Regions from separate parts of the Homo sapiens genome. Here all the other regions are linked to region 2. Evidence: read pairs that join two places in POLR2A ChIA-PET (ENCODE). Cell type or tissue: Panc1. All regions are shown on one strand. Each heading gives the region's core, and the rest is flanking DNA. Links, peaks and the distances in the headings are about the cores only. Region 1 has its middle 10 kb from the start of LINC01964. Region 2 has its middle 11 kb from the start of KCMF1. Region 3 overlaps TRABD2A (TraB domain containing 2A).

The links. Peaks named below come from ENCODE experiments on the same cell type or tissue, not always from the same donor. Only the 100,000 strongest peaks of a DNase experiment are listed, where the experiment ranks them.
Region 1: POLR2A ChIA-PET joins it to region 2 with 7 read pairs; 4 of 35 experiments call an interaction of 5 or more read pairs at or near these places.
Region 3: POLR2A ChIA-PET joins it to region 2 with 9 read pairs; 6 of 35 experiments call an interaction of 5 or more read pairs at or near these places.

Annotation. Positions count from the first base shown.
Region 1 is chr2:85,073,759-85,081,011 of GRCh38, forward strand. No RefSeq gene overlaps it. Among named protein-coding and RNA genes, the nearest start is that of LINC01964, 10 kb to the left of the region's middle. RefSeq lists enhancers at 4,026-4,527, 4,528-5,027. In Panc1, for the core only: no CTCF peak of the experiment used is centred there; no DNase peak of the experiment used is centred there.
Region 2 is chr2:84,956,282-84,963,534 of GRCh38, forward strand. No RefSeq gene overlaps it. Among named protein-coding and RNA genes, the nearest start is that of KCMF1, 11 kb to the right of the region's middle. RefSeq lists enhancers at 1,489-2,177, 2,178-2,868, 2,869-3,558, 3,559-4,248 and a silencer at 1,865-2,159. In Panc1, for the core only: no CTCF peak of the experiment used is centred there; DNase peaks (open chromatin) are centred at 2,200 and 3,310; H3K4me3 peaks cover 1,397 bases; H3K27ac peaks cover 4,876 bases.
Region 3 is chr2:84,848,858-84,856,110 of GRCh38, forward strand. All of the region lies in intron 2 of TRABD2A (TraB domain containing 2A), which reads right to left. Among named protein-coding and RNA genes, the nearest start is that of TRABD2A, 29 kb to the right of the region's middle. In Panc1, for the core only: no CTCF peak of the experiment used is centred there; no DNase peak of the experiment used is centred there.

The DNA.
Region 1 (7,253 bases), core at 1,340-6,339, 120 kb after region 2:
CTTCTAAATTTTGGAAGAGTTTGAGAGGTACTGGCATTAGTTTCTCTGTATTTGTAGAATTCACCAGTGAAGCTATCTGGCCCTGGACTTTTCTTTGTTTGGAAGTTTTTGATTATTAATTCAATCCCTTTAATTGTTATAGGTCTGTTCAGATGTTTTATGTCTTCTGAGTAAGTGTGGTAGTTTGTGTTTTTCAAAGAATTTGCCCATTTTACCAAGGTTATTTAACTTATTAGTGTACAATTATTCATAGTATTTTCTTATGATCCTTTTTAGTTTTGTAAAGTCAGTAGTAATACCCACACTTTTGTTCCTGATTTTAGTTATTTGCATCCTCTATCTTTTTTCTTTGTTGGTGTAGCTAAAGGTTTGCCAGTTTTGTTGATCTTTTAAAGAACCAATCTTGGTTTTAGTGGTTCTCTCTATTGTTTTTCCATTCTCGATTTCATTTATCTCCATTTTTTTATTATTAATTTCTTATGCTAGCATTGGGTTTAGTTTGCTCTTCTTTTTCTAAGTTTCTTGAAAAGTTGGGCTAGGTTATTAATTTGAGATCTTTCTTCTTTTTTAATGAGGTCATTAACTATTATAAATTTCCCTCAAAACACTGCATTTCATAAGTTTTGATGTATTGTTTATATATATATATATATTTTGTTGTTGTTTGTTTGTTTTTGGAGTCAGGATCTTATTCTGTTACCCAGGCTGGAGTGTAGTGACAAGATCTTGACTCACTACAAACTCCCCCTCCCAGGCTCAAGCAGTCCTCCTACCTCAGCCTCCTCAGTAGCTGGGTCTACAGGCATGTGCCACCACGCCCGGCTAATTTTTTGTATTTTTGGTAGAGATGGGTTTCACTATATTGCTCAGGCTGGTCTTGCACTCCTGAGCTCAAGCAATCCACCACCTCGGCCTCCCAAAGTGCTGGGACTACAGGTGTGAGCCACTACATCCAGCCTGTTTTTATATTTTTCATTCATCTCTAAGTATTTTTAAATTTCCTTTGTGATTTCTTCTTTTTTTTTTCTGGGCACCCCCCGAACCAGAACAGGTTCAGAGCAACTCCCAAGTGATTTCTTCTTAAACAACCATTGGTTAAGAGTAAGTTTAATTTCCACATATTCGTGACTTTTTCAGTTTTCTTTCTGTGATTCATTCTTATTTTTATTCCATTGTATTCAGAAAAGATATATTGTATGATAATTCAATCTTTTAAAATTTATTAAGACTTCTTTTGTGGCCTAGCAGAGGTCTATCCTGGAGAATGATCTATATGCACTTGAGAAAAATGTGTATATGCATACACATATGTTTCTATACATAACATAACATTGACCATTTTAACCATTTATTTATTTATTTTTATTTTTTGAGATGGAGTTTCACTGTTGTTGCCCAGGCTGGAGTGCAGTGGCACAATCTCAGCTCACTGCAACCTCCGCCTCCCGAGTTCAAGCTATTCTCCTATCTCAGCCTCCCAAGTAGTGGGGATTATAGGGGTGCACCACCACACCCGGCTAATGTTTTGTATTTAGTAGAGATGGGGTTTCACTGTGTTGGTCAGGCTGGTCTCGAACTCCCGACCTCCTGTGATCCACCCGCCTTGGCCCCCCAAAGTGCTGGGATTACATGCGTGAGCCACTGTGCCTGACCATTTTAACCATTTTTAAGTGTACAGTTTAATGGTATTACAATGTTATCCAACCATCACTATCCATTTCCAGAACTTTTTCATCATCGCAAACAGAAACTCTGTACCCATTAAAAAATAACTCCCTGTTATCCCCTCCCCTCAGCCCCTGGTAACTTGTATTATACTTTCCGTCTTTATGAATTTGCTTTTTAGTGGTACCCCAAGCTATGCCCTGGTCCTTCCTGGGGAGGGAGACAGGGCCATTCCACACAGACAGAACAGCCCGCCACAGCACTGTTATGAGCGCCAGGTACGAACCAGGCTTGTGGAACCTGTTATCTCTGGTCCCATTTCAGGCTTAGGGTTTCTTTAAGTTGTGATTAAAAAAAAAAAAAAAAAAGACAGAAAATAGAATTTGGGAGTAGATAACTTCTTGGGGAATTAATGTCGGGAGAATATAGCTGCCATCATTGCCAGGCTCACCTCACGCCTCCTGTCATTTTATGATCTGGCCTGCGACCCCTCACCCATAGTCAGGCTCTTATTCTAGGACCCACCTCCCAAGACAGACCTTGTTAATAACAGTCAAGAAGGCTTTTCAGCATTTTTTAAATTTACTTGTTTGTTTATTACAGACAGGGTCTCACTATGCTGCCCAGGCTGGTCTCAAACTCCTGGTCTCAAGCAATTCTCCCACCTGGCCTCCCAAAATGCTGGGATTACAGGCGTAAGTCACCAGGTCCAGTCCCAGCATTCATGTTTAAGATTTATCATGCCAGGCAAGGTACTAAACGCTTTGCAGTCACCACCACAATATCTCATGGGATCTTCCTGACAAGTCTTTGAGGAAGGCATTATCATCCCATCCTACAGATAAAGAGACTAAAGGTCAGAGAGGTTGATCATTGCCCCAGGACACTAGTTAAACAGATGAACAGATGCTCCTTTCGGAAACCATCTCTAGAATAGCCCTGATGCTCAGACAGAAAGCATCACAAGGAAGTACTCTATCTAGCTAGCTGTCTTCTCTCTCTTGGCTGTCTTGTTCCCAAACTCTGGCCTTCATGTGACCCCAGCCCTGCCTCTTCTTCTATGAGGAAGACCCCTTACCATTACACATCCCCTTTCACTGCCCCTGGCTCTGCCCGCAGTCCCCCTCCCTGGTCATACCAGAAAGCAGTCTTTGCAGCCTGAGCCCAGCCTGATTCTTCACTAGTGACAACTGAATCCTTAAGAATCTTCAAGTTCGTCTCTGTCCCAAGAGAAGCAGGGCAGGGCTGAGAAAGGATGATGACAGAGATTGGGTCCTTGGGAGGGAACCGCAGACTTCACCGGCAGGGAGAGGACTTTGCACCCAGAGAGGGAAGCCTGGGACTTGGTCCTAGACCATGGCCCATGGCAAGAGGTCAGCACAGCTTGTGGAGCTACAGGCCTGTGTGGTGCTGTTGGAGGACCAGGCAAGCTGCAGTCAGGGTCCTAGGGCCTTAAGGTGGCCCAGGGAAGGATTCAGTACACTGGGAAGTCAGATGGGAGGGCAGCTGGGGTGTGCATGGCCTGTCCACAGGCTCTGCTTGTCCTCAGGATGGAGCTTACAGGCAGAGGACACAGGTGGCTGAAAGTGCACAGGACCTGCCCAGGAGCCTCGGAGTTGGGCAGTGTCCTGGGCCAATAGCTTGGAGTAGGAACTGAAACCAGCACAAATTCTCACATCTGGACCCTGTGGTCGGAAATGCGTAGGAAGAGATGGAGGCAGGGGCTGAGATGGGAGCCACTGGACCTTACGACTCACTGGCCTCCTTTCTCAGGCAGCTGAGTTTTAAATTTTATTTAACAAATATTTATTTAAGATTTACTGTGTATCGGCTGGGTGCGATGGCTCATGCCTATAATCCCAGCACTTTGGGAGGCCGAGACGGGCAGATCACGAGGTCAGGAGACCAGCCTGGCCAACATGGTGAAACCCCGTCTCTACTAAAAATACAAAAATTAGCCAGGCATGGTGGCACACGCCTGTAATCCCAGCTACTTGGGAGGCTGAGGCAGGAGAATCGCTTGAACCCAGGAGATGGAGGTTGCAGTGAGCCAAGATCGCGCCACTGCACTCCAGCCTGGGCAATAGAGCGAGACTCCATCTCAAAAAAAAAAAAAAAAAAGATTTGCTATGTATCAGTAAGCGTTTTATATACACTAATGCATTTAATCCTCACAACCCTCAGGAAGGAATTATTAACTCCATTTTACACATGAGAACGCTAAGGCACAGAGAGGTTAAGTGACTTGCCCAAGATCACCCAGGATAGGGATTCAAACACAATCAGCCTGGTTGTAGGGTCCTTGCTCTTTACCACCAGGAGGGGAAATAATGGGCTTTTTCTCCTTCTAAAAAGGAAATATCTCTTGTTTTTCCTGATTTTGAAAGGAACTAAAAAGACACAAAAATATTTAAACAAGATAAAAGGGTATAAACAGAAAGAAGTCTCTCCAGTAGCCCTTGTTAGACATAGAGAAGTTTACTTCTGGTTTATAATGTTGCATATTATAACTAGCTCTTGGGAGATTCAATTTGCAAATCAAAATGACAGGCAGGCCCAGTGTGTGTTGCAAGACTGGGAAATTATGGAAAGCGAGGACTTGGACAGGGAGGAGGCAGCATTGGGAGTAGTGCGTAGTAACTTGTGATGTCTCTAGAACGAAAAGCCATGAAGGGCATGTTCCAGGGGGGGTCTAAGGAAGCCCAGAGGCCCAGGGGTGGGAGGCTTTGGCACTTATGAATATTCCAGGCTGGCTGTTGGGCCTTCAGGAGCAGAGCCTGGCCCTCGGCAGTGGGCACAGCTGGGGCCTCAAGCTGGCAGGCTGCAGAGGACATCCAGCTTGGCTGATCTGACCCCCTCTCCTGCCCCCTCCCAGCTCATCGCCTGGGTCTGGGGCTGGCAGGGGAGAGTGAGCTCCCCTAGGCCCCACCCAGCTTCCCTTAATGAGCCCCACTAGGAGCTCCAGCTGTCAATCACCCTGGCTCCTGGCACAGCCCAAATGTGCCTTCGGCCTTCATATTAGGACGAGGCTGGTGAGCAAAGATGCTGGGCATAGCAGCAGCAGGTCTGTTCAGGAGGGCAGTGATTAAGGACCAGCATTTCCTAGGGGATGAGTGTCTCCAGCTCCAATGAGAAGTGGGGCCCCTAAACTGTTGGATTGTTTTCCTTTCCTGGCACTTCCAAGAAGCCCAAGGCTACCTTTCTCTCCAGGGTCCCCACAGAGTGTGAGGTGTCTGGGGGAGAGAATAGAGCTTGCAGGCGAAGCACAGATCAGTTCATGCCCTCACAGGATGAGCGTAGAGCCTGGAAGATGGCGAGCAGCCAAGCAGCCAAAATCAGAGAGCCTGGAGGGGAAGGAGAGCAGAGCAGGTGCTCAGGAGCCACCTGGAGATGTCACAGTCTGCTCTGCCATCCGCCCTTCTCCGGGAACCTGCAGCTACAGGGCCATGCATTGAACCACAGGACCCAGGTCTGGAGGGCCTCAAGTCTGTGCCCTTGGTTTCAGGAAGGCTCATTAAGTCCAGCAGCTCAAGGAGAGGGAATTACATCACACTTATGAACACTCAGAGGTGAGGACATAGAGGGCCCTCTCAAAAGCTGCCTACCACAGTCCACTCTTTGGCCCCCAAAGATTCAGAACTCCCTCACAGACAAAACGCATTAACTCCTTCCCAAGGTGCCCTAAATTCTCCTTCCATTTCAGCATCAGCTGAAAGTCCAGTTCCGCATCATCATCTCAATCAGGTCCAGCTGTGATGGGAGCGCCTGGGGTGTAGCTCCAACTTTCAAGTGTGTTTCCTCTCCATCTGTGGATTCATGAAACCAAAGAGACCAGATGTCTGCCCTGCACCAATCCACCTGACATGCAGTGGTGGGACAGACATGGATCACAGCTGTAGAGATTCCTGCTCAAAAATTGGGAAAATGAGAGGTAAGAAAACCACTGGTCCACAAAAATTCTCAAATCCAGCTGACTAAAATATTGGGAGTTCCTTGATGAGGTTTCAAGACTTAGGAATAATTCTCCATGACTTTTGGCTGCATCTTTTAGGCTCTTGGCTCGGCCTCTGAGCCATCCCTCCTTTATCATAAAAGGTAACAATCCTTTGCACCTGAATGGTTTTCTCAGCCTGTTTCCTTCCAGTAAAATGTTGGAGGTCCAATAGACTTCTTTCATTTTGTACATCTTGGTCCCTTTCAGCCCAAACTGGCAGTATTTCTGCTTAGATAATTTTCTCAAAAACTTTGTGCATTTTCTGTGAATCTCACCAGGGTTCACTCTATTTGTCAAAAGTCTTGGGCTACTGCTGGGGGCCGATGCTCTTAAACTTTCTGGAGGGCCTATTGTTTTATTGGAAAGAATCAGGGAGGGACACCCTAATTCTCCTGAAAGAGCCCCATATGTGACTGAGTAATACTCTGATTCTTTGGTCTTTCTGAGTTTTTTGTTGTTGTTGTTTTCTTTTTGAGATGGAGTCTTGCTGTGTCGCCCAGCCTGGAGTGCAGTGGCGCGATCTCTGCTCCCTGCAAGCTCCACCTCCCGGGTTCACAGCATTCTCCTGCCTCAGCCTCCTGAGTAGCTGGGACTACAGGCGCCCGCCACCACGCCCCGCTAATTTTTTTGTATTTTCAGTACAGACGGGGTTTCACCGTGTTAGCCAGGATGGTCTCAATCTCCTAACTTCGTGATCCAACCGCCTCGGCCTCCCAAAGTGCTGGGATCACAGGCGTGAGCCACCGCGCCCGGCCCTGAGTCTTAATGAAAGGTTGTAGAGTCACACTCTTGCCTTTATTTTATTACCAGACCATGTTTTTCTGCCAGTGCCCAGAAGTAATACTTTTTTTCTTTTTAGAAATGGGGTCTCACTCGACCATCCTGGCTAACATAGTGAAACCCCGTCTCTACTAAAAATACAGAACAAATTAGCCGGCCATGGTGGCGGGCGCCTGTAGTCCCAGCTACTGGGGAGGCTGAGGCAGGAGGATGGCATGAACCCGGGAGGCGGAGCTTGCAGTGAGCCGAGATTGCGCCACTGCACTCCAGCCTGGGCAGCAGAGAGCGAGACTCTGTCTCAAAAAAAAAAAAGAAAGAAAGAAAGAAATGGGGTCTCACTCTGTTGCCCAGGCTGGAATGCAGTGGCACAATCTTGACTCACTGCAGCCTCAACCTCTCAGGCTCAAGTGATCCTGCCACCTTAGCCTCTGTAGTACTAGGACTACAGGTATGCACCACCATACCCAGCTAATTTTTTTTATTTTTGTAGAGACAGGGGTCTCACTATGTTGCCAAGGCTGGTCTTGAACCTCTGGGCTCAAGCAACCCTCCTGCCTCAGCCTCCCAAACTATAGGAATTATAGGCGTGAGTCACTGCACCCAGCCAAGAAGCCATTTCTTAACTTTCATATAGTTTGCCATCTAGAGAGACTGCAAACTTTCAAAATCATAAAGTCCTGGCTTCTTTTTTGTTTAATAGTTTTTTGTTTTTTTGTTTTTTGTTTTTTTTTTGAGACGGAGTCTCACTCTGTTGCCCAGACTGGAGTGCAGTGGCTGGATCTCAGCTCACTGCAAGCTCCACCTCCTGGGTTCA
Region 2 (7,253 bases), core at 844-5,843:
GGGCAACAAGAGCGAAACTCCATTGCAAAAAAAGAAAAAAAAAAAAAAAAGAAAAATTAGCTAGGCCTGGTGGTGCATGCCTATAATCCCAGCTACTCAGGAGGCTGAGGCAGAAGAATTGCTTGAACCCGGGAGGTGGAGGTTGCAGTAAGCTGAGACGGCACCCCTGCAATCCAGCCTGGATGACAGAGACTCTGTTTAAAAAAAAAAAAAAGTAACAAATAGGCATGACTGTGTTCCCTGTGTTCCAATAAAACTTTATTTACAAAAATGGTGGCGGGGGGCCAGATTTGGCCCATGGCCTGGTTTGCCTACCCCAGACCTAAAGTAATAATACAATAGTCAACATTTGTTGAGAACTGTGACATACCAGGCACTTTATTACTGATTCTCACTGCAACCTTGAGGGGAAGTATTATTGGCTCCCTTCTAAAGAAACTGAGGCTGAGAGATGTTGGGTAACTTTCCCAGGGTCACCCTGATGGTATGTGGCAAAGCTGGGATTCAACTCAGGTCTTACTCCAGAGTTCATGATTAGTCTATGCCACCTGCCGGAGCAGTCAAGAGGAAGGGAGAGGGGAATATATGACTATCAGGTCTCAGTTCCTGGGAGAATTCACTCACTCACTCACTCACTCACTCACTCACTCACTCACTCATTCATTCATCCATTCAACAAATGCTATTTGCAAAGTACTTGGGATTCAAAGACAAATAAGATATGATTGCTGTCCTCGAGTAGCTCAGAATCTACTTTTTTTTTTTTGAGACAGGGTCTTGCTCTGTCATCCAGGCTGTTGTGCGGTGACACAATCATGGCTCACTGCAGCCTCGACCTCCTGGGCTCAAGTGGTCCTCCCGCCTTAGCCTACCAAGTAGCTGCGACTACAGACATGCAGCACCACACCAGGTTAATTTTTTTGTATTTTTTTTTTTGTAGAGATGGGGTTTCGCCATGTTGCCCAGGCTGGTCTCGAAGTCCTGGCTCAAGTGATCCACCCGCCTTGGCTTCCCAAAGTGCTGGGATTACAGGCGTGTGTCACCATGCCTGGCCAAGTCTAGCATTTAAACCTTTAACTGAATGTAAGGGATGAAGAAAAGGGAATGTGATTTATTTTTTATTTTTATTTTTTGAGACGGAGTCTCGCTCTGTCGCCCAGGCTGGAGTGCAGTGGCGCGATCATGGCTCACTGCGAGCTCCGCCTCCTGGGTTCATGCCAATCTCCAGGCTCAGCCAGTAGCTGGGACTACAGGCACCCACCACCCCGCCCGGCTAATTTTTTTTTTTTTTTTTTTTTTGTATTTTTAGTAGAGACGGGGTTTCAGCATGTTAGCCGGGATGGTCTCGATCTCCTGACCTTGTGATCCGCCCGCCTCGGCCTCCCAAAGTGTTGGGATTACAGGCATGAGCCACCGCGCCCGGCTGGGAATGTGATTTATTAATAAGATCAATGAATTAAAACATTGAAGTTGCTCTCATCCCTGCTTCCTTCCTTCCTCTAAGCATCCAGAGAGCCCTCTGATCCTTTGGGATCACAGACATGGGATATTTTTACTCTCCAGCATGAACACATAGGTGGATTTACTGTGAAACTACTGAAGCTTACACTTCAGGGTCCCTGGCTTCCTCAAACAGGGCTTCCAAGCCCTATATCTAATTTTGCACTTCTTTCTTAAGAGTTGCCTGTACCAAATATATAAGCCTCAGGGCCCCAAACCTGGATCCAGCCTGAGTGAATGTTTTTTTAGAGCCAGGTCTGATAGAAGCCTGTTTTTAAGGAATTACCAGGAACTGAGCATGCTGTTTTTGGCCCTCAGGGGTTTCTCTCAGAACTAAGAATTTGGGGGCTGTCCTCAGTCACAGGTGCAGCCTGAAGTCTGTTCCCGCCATGTTCACTCTCCTCTATTTACCATCACCTGCCCCTGCTGCGTCTTCCTTTAAAATACAGCCCTGGGCCCTAAGCTTTGTGCTGATTCAAGCTCTTTGGAATTCAAGACATCCAGGAATCCGACGCTCCAAGAATTTTCCCAACGACCTCTCAGTGGGCCATTCAGGCAGGAAAGGATACACACATTCCTAATGGGGCCAGGGGCTGTGACTTAGCCTGTGTGTGGCTGAGAGCCTGCTGAATACAAGGTGCTGGCAGTTGGCAGGGCTTCCCAGGGTGGGGACTTCTTGCTGAGCTCATCAGCAGGCCCAGCTCTGTACCCATTTGTCCAGGGAAAAACCAACCCCTAATGGAACTGTTTGTTTTATACTCTCTCATCGAAGTCATAAATGACTCACAACTAGAATGTTATTAACGTGAGAACAGAGGCCTACCTGGCAGAATAATTGGTTTTGGTCATTTGCTCAGAGTGCCAGGCAAATCCACAAAGCATATCAAATTACAGGTTAGAAACCTGATGAATAAACAAGAATAATACTGTGAGTTCTCAAGGGTACGTCCTGTACCTGTTTTGCCCACTGTCATATCTCCGGCAAGACACAGTGAATACAGCCCCTGACACATTGGAGGTAATCTATAAAGAGTTACTAAATGATTAAAGAAAAGGGATGAGCTGTTCTTAGTGGAAACACCCATTTCTCCTAAGATGAATTCGCATTCTTTTGGACCAGTTCTTTCTAAATTAACAGCACTACCCAGTGGTATCAGAGCATCTATACCTTTGGATATTACAACAACTCTATAAATTCTAATTGCTTCTTCTTTTTTTTTTTTTTTTTTGAGACAAGAGTTTTGCTTTTTCACCCAGGCTGGAATGAAGTGGCGCGATCTTGGCTCACTGCAACCTCCACCCCACCGGGTTCAGGCGATTCTCCTGCCTCAGTCTCCTGAATAGCTGGGATTATAGGCGTCCGCCACCACGCTGGCTAATTTTTGTATTTTCAGTAGAGACGGTGAAGCCATGTTGGCTAGGCTGGTCTCGAACTCCTGACCTCAGGTGATCCACCCACCTCAGCCTCCCAAAGAGCTAGGATTACAGGCGTGAGCCACCGTGCCCAGCTGAGACGCTATAATTTCTAACCTATGGCTTCCCCTTTTCTGGATTCCATGCAGTCCACACACAAGCATTCTATGACTCATTACCTCCTGAGCATCCAGCTTCTTAACTGTTACATTCTAGGGATCTTTTCCACAGTATGTTTCTAACTCCTTGATGGTTTTTGGGGGAGACCTGGGTGACACACTTGGAACAGACCTGCTCCAGGGGCTTGTTACTTTGTGTGCATCCCGCTCCCTTCACTTTCAGGTGACCTCATTTTCTAATCTTCCTTAGAGCAACCAATCCCCCATACACTGTCTCCTTCTTCAGAGAATCTTTCTATGTGGATTTGTGCTTTTTAAATTGGCATATGAGTTTTAGGCACAGTTGGACCAGGAAATGCCTTCCTGAGGAATTCAGCAGCTTCTAGAGATAAAATGTGATAGAGCAAATTATGAGTCTGGGAATCAGGACATCTGGGTTCCAGTTTTGTACACATCATTCATTTCACAAATAAGCACCCAAAGCCCACTATGATAGCCAACTGCAGGGCTGTGCTACAAGTATGTAAACAAAGACACCTACTCCTGCCCAAGGGCAGCCCAGTGGGGGAAGTGAAAGGATTAAATTGCAATAATAGAGAATTGTAAAAGGAATTGGGAGCACTTAGTGAGGTGGTTCTACAACTTTATTGCACCATCAGGATCCCCACGGGTGTTCTTTCAAATGCCAATCTTTGAGCCCCATCCTTCAGAGATCCTGATCCGGTTGATCTAGGAATGCTCAGGGACATTGAATGTTTATTCTGAGCACCTTCCCTCCTCCCTCCACTCCCCTCCTGGTGATTCCACTGGAAGTGGCCCCAACCCACACTCTTTCCTTCAAGAAAAGGTTCACAAAGGCAGGGGTCTGGAGCTGATTTTTTTTTTTTTTTTTTTTCCCAAGAGACAAGGTGTTGCTCTGTCACCCAGGCTGGAGAGCAGTGGTGCAATCATAGCTCACTGCAGCCTCAACCTCCCGGACTCAAGTGGTCCTCCCATCTCAGCTTCCCAAGTAGGAACTACAGGCATGTGCCACCACGTCCAGCCCTTACAGCACATCCAGCTCTTACAGCTGATTTTTAAAGGAGGAAGGAGTACAAACTTATGAGGCACAGAGGCAAAAAATGGCATGATTTTACCCTACGCTCTAAGAAAATGAAGGCCATGAGGCATGAATACCACAGCTTCCTGACCTACCCAAATGGACACCTTTATCTCCACTGGCAATTTTTCTTTTTTGACAGAGTCTCACTCTGTCTCTCAGGCTGGAGTGCAGTGGCACGATCTCGGCTCACTGCAACCTCCACCTCCCGGGTTCAAGCGATTCTCCTGCCTCAGCCTCCTGAGTAGATGGGACTACAGGCGCGAGCCACCATGCCCAGCTAATTTTTGTATTTTTAGTAGAGATGGGGTTTCACCATCTTGGCCAGGCTGGTCTTGAAATCCTGACCTCCTGACCTCCTGATCTACGCGCCTCGGCCTCCCAAAGTGCTGGGATTACAGGTGCGAGCCACCGTCACTGGCCAATTTTTGTATTTTCTTAGTAGAGACAGGGTTTCACCATACTGGCCAGGCTGGTCTTGAACTCCTGACCTCGTGATACACCTACCTTGGGCTCTCAAAGTGCTAGGATTACAGGCATGAGCCACCGCACCCGGCCCATTGGCAACCTTCCTATAGCACCAGCAGAGGAAGAGGCATCCTGCTCCTGGTGGAAGCTAAATTTATCTGGGCTCCTTCTCCCCTCCATCTCCCACCCTCACCACCCCCACCTCCCTGCTCCACACACACATACACCCTTCAGTTCTCTGCTGCCTCTCCTGGATCCTTCCCCTAAACCTCTAAACACACTAGACTCTCCTATTCCTAAAACCAAAAACACTTCCCTTCACTCTGGGGCCTCCACTTACCATCTTTTAATTTCTCATTTATTTCTCTGACAAGCTTTTTTTTTTTTTTTTTTTTTTTTTTTTTTTGAGACGGAGTCTCACTCTGTTGAGTGGTGGCACAGTCTTGGCTCACTGCAACCTCCAGCTCCTGGGCTCAAGTGACCCTCCTGCCTCAGCCTCCCAAGTAGCTGGGATTACAGGAGTGTGCCATGACGCCCAGCTAATTTTTGTTATTTTTAGTAGAGACAGGGTTTCACATGTTGGCCAGGCTGGTCTTCAACTCCTGACCTCAAGTGATCCACCTGCCTCAGCCTCCCAAAGTGCTGGGATTACAGGTGTGAGCCACCATGCCCGGCCTCTGCCAAGCTTCTTTAAATACAAAAGAAAGAAAAAAGAAACAAAAGGGCTATGAAACCAGTGTATATGTTCATTACAGAAAATTTCAAAACTAAAAGGAAAAAAAGTCCTTCATACCTTATCATAAGCTCTCAAAACATCAATCAGAACTGCTTCAATTAGTTTTGTCACCAGAATGTAAACACCTCCAGGATGGGGACATAGTTTTCTTTTTCATGATTGTGTCCTCAGTGGACCCAGAAGACTCAATAAATATGTATTTATTGGGGACTACTAGATGGAAGAGAGAGGGAGTGAGTCAAGGGCTGAAAACCTACCTTCTGGGTACAATGCTTAGTGCCTGAGTGATATAATCATTCACACCCCAAACCTCAGCATCATGCTATATACCATATAACAAACCTGGGTAACATAAAAAAAAATACATCATCCATATTATACCCCCATAACCATATTGACTCTGATAGCCATCCAATCTTTACATGTTTTATTAAAAATAAAAAATGAGGACAGGTGCCATGGCTCACGCCTGTAATCCCAGCACTTCGGGAGGCTGAGGTGGGAGGATCATTTGATGCCAGGAATTTGAGACCAGCATGAGCAACATAGCAAGACCTCAACTCTAAAAAAAAAAAAAAAACTTAAAATTAGCTGGGCCTGGTGGTACATGCCTGTAGGCTCAGCTACTCAGGAGAGTGAGGGTGGGAGGATCGCTTGAACCTGGGAGGTCGAGGCTGCAGTGAGCCATGATCATGCCACTGTACTCCAGCCTGGATGACAGAGCAAGACCCAGTCTCAAAAAAACAAAAACAATAATGACATCAGGCTGTACATACATAATTTAGAAAAGAATGTTTTGTAACCTGCTTTTTTCACTAAAAACACATCATATTTCTAGTTCATTACCCATTTTTAGTTGCTGCTTTTGGTTTGGATAGACAATAATTTATAGGTTTTCAATTTTAAATATTAAAAAGAACACTGTGATAAACATTCTTGTGTCTAAAATCTTTGCATCTATCAGTAATTACTTAAATAGACTGAGTTGAGCTGGGATTACTATGGCAAAGAATGGGCAAAAATCTATTGCTCTTGAAACCTACCATAAAATCCCATTTGGAATGCTTGTAACAAGTCATATTCCTTTCTTGACATCCTCATTATCAAGTATTATTAAAAGTATTTTTCTGCCAATTTAAGAGGTGAAATGGTGTCTCCTTTTAATTTGGATTTGATTCCTAGTGGTTGAGTTTGTTTCACATTCTTATTTCAGCTCATCTTCTAGAAGTCATCTATAGCTACTGTCAGTTTCTAGGCTTCCAAGGACACCCTTCAGCCTACTGCAATGCAGCTTCTTACCCTACTCCTCCATGGACAGATGACATCCATTTCTGAAATCCAGGGGCCACACTTCAATCTATCTCATGAGGTATCTCTGCTTGGTGGACACCGATGTTCTCCCTTCCTGAAGACTCTGCTTCTCTGACTTCTGTGAGCATAGCCTCTTCTGGTCACTCGTTCTCTGGCATAGACTTCTTCTCTGTGGGCTGGCAGCGAACAGTGGGGCCTTCAGCATCATTATTGCTCAGGTCAGTACAAAGGACCACATAAGGGAGTATGATAGTGAGGAGCCAAGATCACTCCACATCTCGAGAAGAGATGATAGCAGCCTGGAATGGTTTGGTGGCCATGGGAATAAAGAGAAAGGGACTGATTTGACAGATGTTTAATGGGTAAACATCACAGGATTTGGCAATTGGCTATGGAAGATAAATGGGAGGAAGGAGTCTAGGATGACTGTTGTGTTTCATCTTGTTGGGGGGTGACTTGACTAGGCTGATGACTTTGCTCAATCCAATAGGGGATACAAAAACAGCAAAGACATGAAAGAGAAGATGATGATAGTGGTATCCCAGAAAATGAGAGGGTAACCAACAGCACCAAAAGTCAGGCAATCAGATAAACCAGTTTCTAAGCT
Region 3 (7,253 bases), core at 1,098-6,097, 110 kb before region 2:
GCCACTGCCTGGTCCTGAAACTATATATTATAATGTAAGATAAAACAAGCAGGAAATAAAAAGCCCAAGTCTGGTGAACGAGTAGCCTTCACTGTTTCTGAAGGAAATGCAGCCCGAGCTATCCTAGCCATAGGATAACATCAATGACTGAGGCAAATCACAGAAATGGAGAAGGAAAATTTCTGACTACAAAAAGGGACAAAATCAAGGTTCCCTGCAGTCTTTTAAGTGAAAAAGCAGTTTAGGAAACCCCTTGCTGCAGACCCCCAGATGTATCCCCTACTGTCCCAACCCAAAGCCGTCCTGAGACCTCTGCTCTGGGCTCAGGCTGCCCCTGGCTGACTCCAAGGAGAAACCCAAGCAGAATTCTACAGCTCAGTATTTCAGACAATCCTGTAAGGATTCAGGGCTCATTTCTCCCAGATCTCAGACCAGCCTCCTCTTCCAGACACCCAGATGATTTGATTTGCCCTGAGGCCTTCGAAGCCAATATTTCCCAAACCACAGATTGCAACTCATTCTCCACCACTTCATTGTTGACATAAACCTTGGCATGATCTACCCACCCATAAGCTTGCTTATTTCCCTTCATCTTAGGCACCAGCTCACATCGTGCATCCAGGGCTGCTCCATGCTGAGTAATTGCTGCATATAAACCAAGCCAAGCTTGTAAACCAGCTCTTTTGTACACCAGCTTGTACACCAGATGGGCATCTTCTGTAATCATAGCTATGCTCTCATGAATCTCCACCTACCTCCACCCCCAGGTGACTGCAATACACAGGCAAGGCTGGAAACCACAGACAGGACTTGTCAGAGTTAGAGCCTCAAGAACCTGAAGAAATGAATACCCGACATGTCCAACTCTTGCAAATAAAAAAATGCCTTAGAGAGGTGCTGGTCTTGCTGCACTGCAATCAATTGCTGGCTCAAGTCGCCAACAGGTGTCTGAATGCCAATTCCCTGCACCATAGCTTTTAGAGTCTGACTCACTCTCGCCAGAAGGGATGTGGGCTGTTGAGGTGTTGGCAGAATGGGCCAGCATGCTTCCGCCAGTCGTAGTGTTTTCTACGGTTTTTCCAAAGAAACATAAGCCTTTCTATGGACTAGCCTAGAAATCACCCTTTAAAACATTATTTCAAAAGAAATTCACATTTTAAGTTTCCAAGTCCAGTTGGTGGAATGTTCCAAGGAGATTTCCTCTCTAATGCCGTCTTGCCAAGCTACTAACACTGATGTACCTCCAACGGGTTCTCTTGAACAAAAAATTGCCAGGTAGCAAATGCCTTCACCTAGGTCCTTGTCACTCACTGTCAATCTTTCAACAGCACCTGGGGGAAAAGCACAATCCCCTGGGAAAAAAAGGACAAAAGGAAGTGTGGTGGAATATTAGAACTCTGAGCATCCAGGAGATGGACAGCAAAGTACTCAAAGCTGTTAGCAGGATGGGTTTACAATTATAATAATCATCACAATAATAATAATAGTATTCCTCACCCTTCCTCCACCCCCACAGAGTCCGCCTGTCCTCTAGGAGGTTGAACTGCACTTGGGGAAGAAGATGGTGGTGGTCCTACCCTGACAGAGTAGCTCTTGGGTTGGAGAGGGGGCAAGAACCAATGGGCGTGTGACAGCAACCAGTCACAGAGGGCAGTAGCGGGTAATGCAAACACTCAGTAGGAGTTTGGGGTCAAGGTGGAGGCCCCAGAGAGAGATGAGCTGTCTCAGTCACTCCCTTGCCCTAGAACTATAGTTTGCCCCTCCCCTCATCAAAAAACAGGTGGCGCCATGAACGGTGAATCTATGTTACTGTATTACCAGCTCCTGATGGCCAAGCAGTAGGCATGCTCAACCCCTCCATGGGGGGCCTTCAGCAACAATGATCCAAGGAAGGAGAGTGTTTGAGAGCAACATTATCCTGATTAGCAAAAGAGAAGTGATTGATGTGCAGAACTGCATCCAAATGGTAACAGTGGCCATGGCTTCCACCAGCCCCTTCCTCCACCACCTAACATCATGCTGCTGGCCTGACCAGCCACAGGCTGTGAAAAGCCTGCTGGATGTGGCCAGGCCATTAGGGGAAGAAGCCAGAGACCTCCAAGACCTTAGCACTAACCAGGCTGCTTCCCTAGAAGTCTATAAAGATTTCTGTCCTGTCCTGTCCTGTCCTGTGCTATAAGAAACAGTAGCTATGCTTAAAGCTTGCTACTTGCCATTCTTGCTACCTGCAAAAGTGTCTGCTTCAGATACACAGAAAGGCCTTATTTATTGAGAAAAACTCTTTATCATTGGAGGCCACTAGTGGAGGGTCCCAGCAAAATCCAGGCCATCCCAACTAGGGATACAATGGACGTCTGTATCTATGGCAGAGGACAAGCACAGCCCAGTCTAAGTCTCTGCAAACACTCAAGGAGATGGGCTCAGGGTCATACACAGCTGTTGTTCTCTGAGGCTTACCTGAAAGAGGCATTGCATTTGGAAGGACCCAGAAAAAAATGAGCCACCAGTGGGTGATGTCACCTTGGTGAGAGTCTCAGTGCTTTTTTAGAGTGTACCAGAAGGCTGAATTTAAGACCTTAGATGTCAGCTGTTCTAATCTCTTACCCAATGCTTAATCCCCCCATAGCATCCCAACCATCCAAGCTCTTCTTTTTGAACACTTACCTTCTCAAGTCACTCACTTGTAAAATGTCTTGTAAGACATTTTTAACTATTAGAAAGTCCTTTCTTTTTGAGTTCCCTGTCCATGACTGCCATGTACTCATTTGCATATATCAGTACATTGTGTGTTTGCACACATGCATAATTTGTTAGTAGTAGCTGTCAAAATGGAAAATGTGCATGTCCTACTTCTAGGAATGTCTCCCCCATAGAAATACCAGCACAAGTATGTAATATACACATGTTCAACGAGGTTCCCTGGGGAACTGTAATGGTGCTCTGCTGGTACTGGGGCTGTTCAGTCAAAATTGAATTGACCATAAATGGGATTCCTACATTGAATGGAAGATTGGATTTGATGACCTCAAATGTAATTACATTTATAAGCCGTTAATTTGCTCCATCTCAAGAAGCAATGGGAGCAGAGCTCTCTGGTCTCCATCCTGACCTCTCTGCCTTGCTTGATTCTCCTCCCCTTGGCACAGGCTGTGGAGCTCCATAGAGAAGGGGGTCAGGATCAGGTTGGCATCAGGAGGCTCCACGTGGTCCCTGAGATGTCTGAGTCATCTCCTCTGGTTATGTTGTGGGGAGGGACACCAACGTAACCTCCACACACAAACTCTATTCATGGAACAGCCAGTATAGCTACCCCAGCACATACTCTTCTACAGTCATAAACCTGTGAAGCCTGGCAAAGGACAACAGGGGTGGCAGCACAGGTAGACACAGGCACTGCAGCAGGCTCTCTTAGTGTAGCAGCAACCAAGTCTGCAGACCCAGGACAGACCAATGCAGCAAGGACAGGAGTAGCCACCAAGGGTCCAGGAAGAAGCACAACCAGCATGACCATGCGGTGGGGGATGGTTGCCAGAATGACCATGGGGTTACGGGAGGAATGCCAGCATGACCATGGGATTGGGGAAGGGGTTGCCAGAATGACCGCAGAGTTGAGGGAGGATGGCCAAAATGACCATGGGCTGGGGGGAGGGGTGGCCAGAATGACCATGAGGTGGCAGGAGTTGCTAGCTTGGCTATCAGCAGCAGGGCCAATATGTCCTCAGGGGCTGTTGGCAGGGTGGAGGAGGGTGTTGCAGCTTGTACCTGGAGGTGCTTCCAGCACCTCAGCAAGAGCCACCAGGCTTTCCCCAGAGGGCAGCAGGAATGTGACAACTGCAAAGATGACCCATATGCCCAATGTAGGAGCAGCCAAAGGCCCAGTGATGAGACCTTTATCTCCATTGTGCAGAGTGACAGCTCCCTGAGTGAATTAGATGGAAGCCAGAGCCTCCTGGGCCAATGGCAAGACCAGAAGGAAATAAGGAAAAAGAAGAATAGATCTCCCAATGGGAGAAGTTTCCATTAGCCCAGGAGGGTAAAGGTCACTGCAGGACACAGAAGACAGGTCAATCTGAAAATCATCTCCTTAACCAGCTGTGGAACCACTAGAGAGGGCAAAAGAGGGTGTTGTGGGTTAAATTTTTCCCCCCACCCAAAAGATATGTTCATCCTAACCCCCAGGACCTATGAATGTGAACTTATTTGGAAACAAGCTCTTGCAGATATATTTAAGTTAAGATCATTAGGGTGGGTTCTAATCCAATATGACTGCGTCCTTATAAGAAAGGGAAATTTAGATACAGAAAGACAGGCACCCACAGGGGGAAGACCATGCAGAAACACCCACCGAGAACACCATGTGATGCCAAAGGCAGTGTGTTAGTCCGTTCTCACGCTGCTAATAAAGACATACCCAAGACTGGGTAATTTATAAAGGAGGAAGGTTTAATTGACTCACGGTTTTGAAGGGCTGAGGAGGCCTCAGGAAACTTACAACCATGGCAGAAGAGGAAGCAAACATGTCCTTCGTCACATGGCAGCAGGAAGGAGAAGTGCTGAGCAAAAGGGGGAAAAGCCCCTTATGAAACTATCAGATCTCATGAGAACTCACTATCAGGAGAACAGCATGGAGGTAACCACCCCCATGATTCAATTACCTCCCACCTGGTCCCGCCCATGACACATGGGGATTATGGAAACTACAGTTCAGTGTAAGATTTGGGTGGGGACACAGCCAAACCATATCAGGCAGAGACTGGAGTGAGGCTCCTACAAGACAAGAAACACCAAGGATAGGTGTCAACCACCAGAAGCTGGAAGGGGGGATTCTCCTCTAGGTCCTTCAGAGAGAACACTGACTGGCCAATACCTCAATTTAAGATTTCCAGCCTTGATGGGTGCAGTGGCTTACGCCTATAATCCCAGCACTTTGGGAGGCCAAGGCACACAAGGTCAGGATTTCGAGACCAGCCTGGCCAATATGGTGAAACTCCATCTGTACTAAAAATACAAAAATTAGCTAGGCATGGTGGCGCACACCTGTGGTCCCAGCTTCTTGGGAGGCTGAGGCAGAAGAATCACTTGAACCTGGGAGGCAGAGGTTGCAGTGAGCAGAGATCGCCCCACTGCACTCCTGCCTGGGCACAGAGCGAGACTCCATCTCAAAAAATATTTATTTATTTATATTTCATATATTATATATAAATATATATTATTTATATTTGAAAAAATAAAAATAATACAATTTTTAAAAACAAAAATACAGTATAACAACTATTTACATTGCATTTACATTGTATTATGTATTGTAAGTAACGCAGAGATGACAAAGTATTTGGGAGGGTGTGCGTAGGTTATATCCAAATGCAACTTGCCATTTTATAGCAGGAACTTGAGCATCTTTGAATTTTGGTATCCAAGTGGGTCTTGGAACCAATCCCCCATGGATACTGAGGGACAACTGTACAGGCTAGATACGAGTAAGCCCAACCACTTACAGTGGATGGAGCAAAAGCAACAGCAAACTTACCAAAACATTATGCACTGGGCACTTTACAAAGGTTCTCTATTTATTCTTTACTACAAACTGACAATGTTTGTTTCATCATACCCCTTTTAGAAATAAGAAAACAGACTCAGAAAGGTTCAATATCTCACCCAAGGTCACAATACTAGGAAATGGGGGAGCCAGGATTCAAACCCAGATCCACGGTCTCCAAAGTTGATACTCTCCACTGAGAAACTGCACAGAATAACAGGGCAATAGGCAGGAAGACTGGCCTTGGTGCCTCCCAGGCCTCTAAAGCCAACCTCTCCTCAGGCAAGACCTGCCTGACTGCCCAGACCCATGCAACTCTAAGGCAAGGAGAGGCAATACACCTACTTCTCCTGAATGCCCTGTCCTGGTTATGACAGCACCACCAGGTAAGATGCACAGACAGCCTCAAATTCACCCTTCCTGTCCTGTTAACTAATGCCCCTTGCCCCCCCAGAGATCATGGTGTCAGGTCCACCTCTGGGGAAAAGCTCCACAAAACCATCCTTGGATTACAGACCTTTCTCTCCTACTGGGTGTACCAAAGGTGTCAAATCACTGTGCCCTTCCTCTACCAACCCCTACCCAAACCACAGCCTCTGAAGGGACAGCCCTATGTAGGACATGATTCCACGTGCCCCCTCCCTCCCCAAGCCATGCCAGTTACACCTGAGTGGACACCTGACTCGATGATATGGCACTGGCTGAATCATCAGCTTTACATTCAAAGAGTACATCTACCCCACAGAATGGACTTTAAAATCGTCCACAAGCAGAAAATGCTCATCTTTATAGGCCAAATACCAATTGCCTCATTTCAAATCTCTTTTAATTTGCATTCGTGTAGATTTCAAGAAGGGCAAGATACAGGAGACCACAAGAAAAGAACTATTGGAAATATTACAACTAAGATAAAACACCCCTGATATGGCATTTCCTACGGTGCAAAAACTAAAGGGACTTAATTTTCCCCTTGGAAAACACAGTAAGTAAGATACACAGATTGCTACTTTCACATTAGTGCTTGCCGAACATTATACTCCCTTTTTTTAAAAAAAAATGGTTATCAGTCTAACCATAATCATGGCTTATCATCAGCTGAATCCCCTTCTCCCTCCCTCCAATGACACATATTCACTCCACCTGCACTGCCTTCTGAACGTTGTGCTCACTGGAGAATACTTTACAGGCTTATCACCAGACAGTTTACTTCAGGGTTCAAATTCTACCCTTCCTTGCCCCCTAGCCCCCACGTCCCCCTTTCCACTCTCCCCTTGCCTCCCCACAGCCCTTCTTCTCTCTCCCTTTCTTTCTGGGCTGTGGAAAGAATCGATTAAGCTCCTGTCCACATTTGCAGCAGACCTTTTTCTCTTTCCTGAGACTTGTTCAGCTGTGGGGAGACCCAAGTCCCAGTTGGGGCATTGTTGCGTTAGCCCAGGGGTTGAGGGGGTGGGTGAGGGGGTTCGAGTCCGGCAGATGTCTTTTTTGTCAAAAACAAAGGCCCCCCAGCGAGTCTCTCCTCTTTCCAGCACTTTCATTCCCCTCAGATCAAAGACCTGCTCTGCATATGAAAGGCACCGCCCATTACGCGGCTCACAGTGGCCCGCACCACCCCACTAGCCTCCCCGCACTCAAACAAAGGGCCTCGCATCTGTTCAAGCGCAGGCCTCACCTTCTGGAGTGTGGAGTTGTTGTGTCTTCTTTTTATCTTAGTTCACTT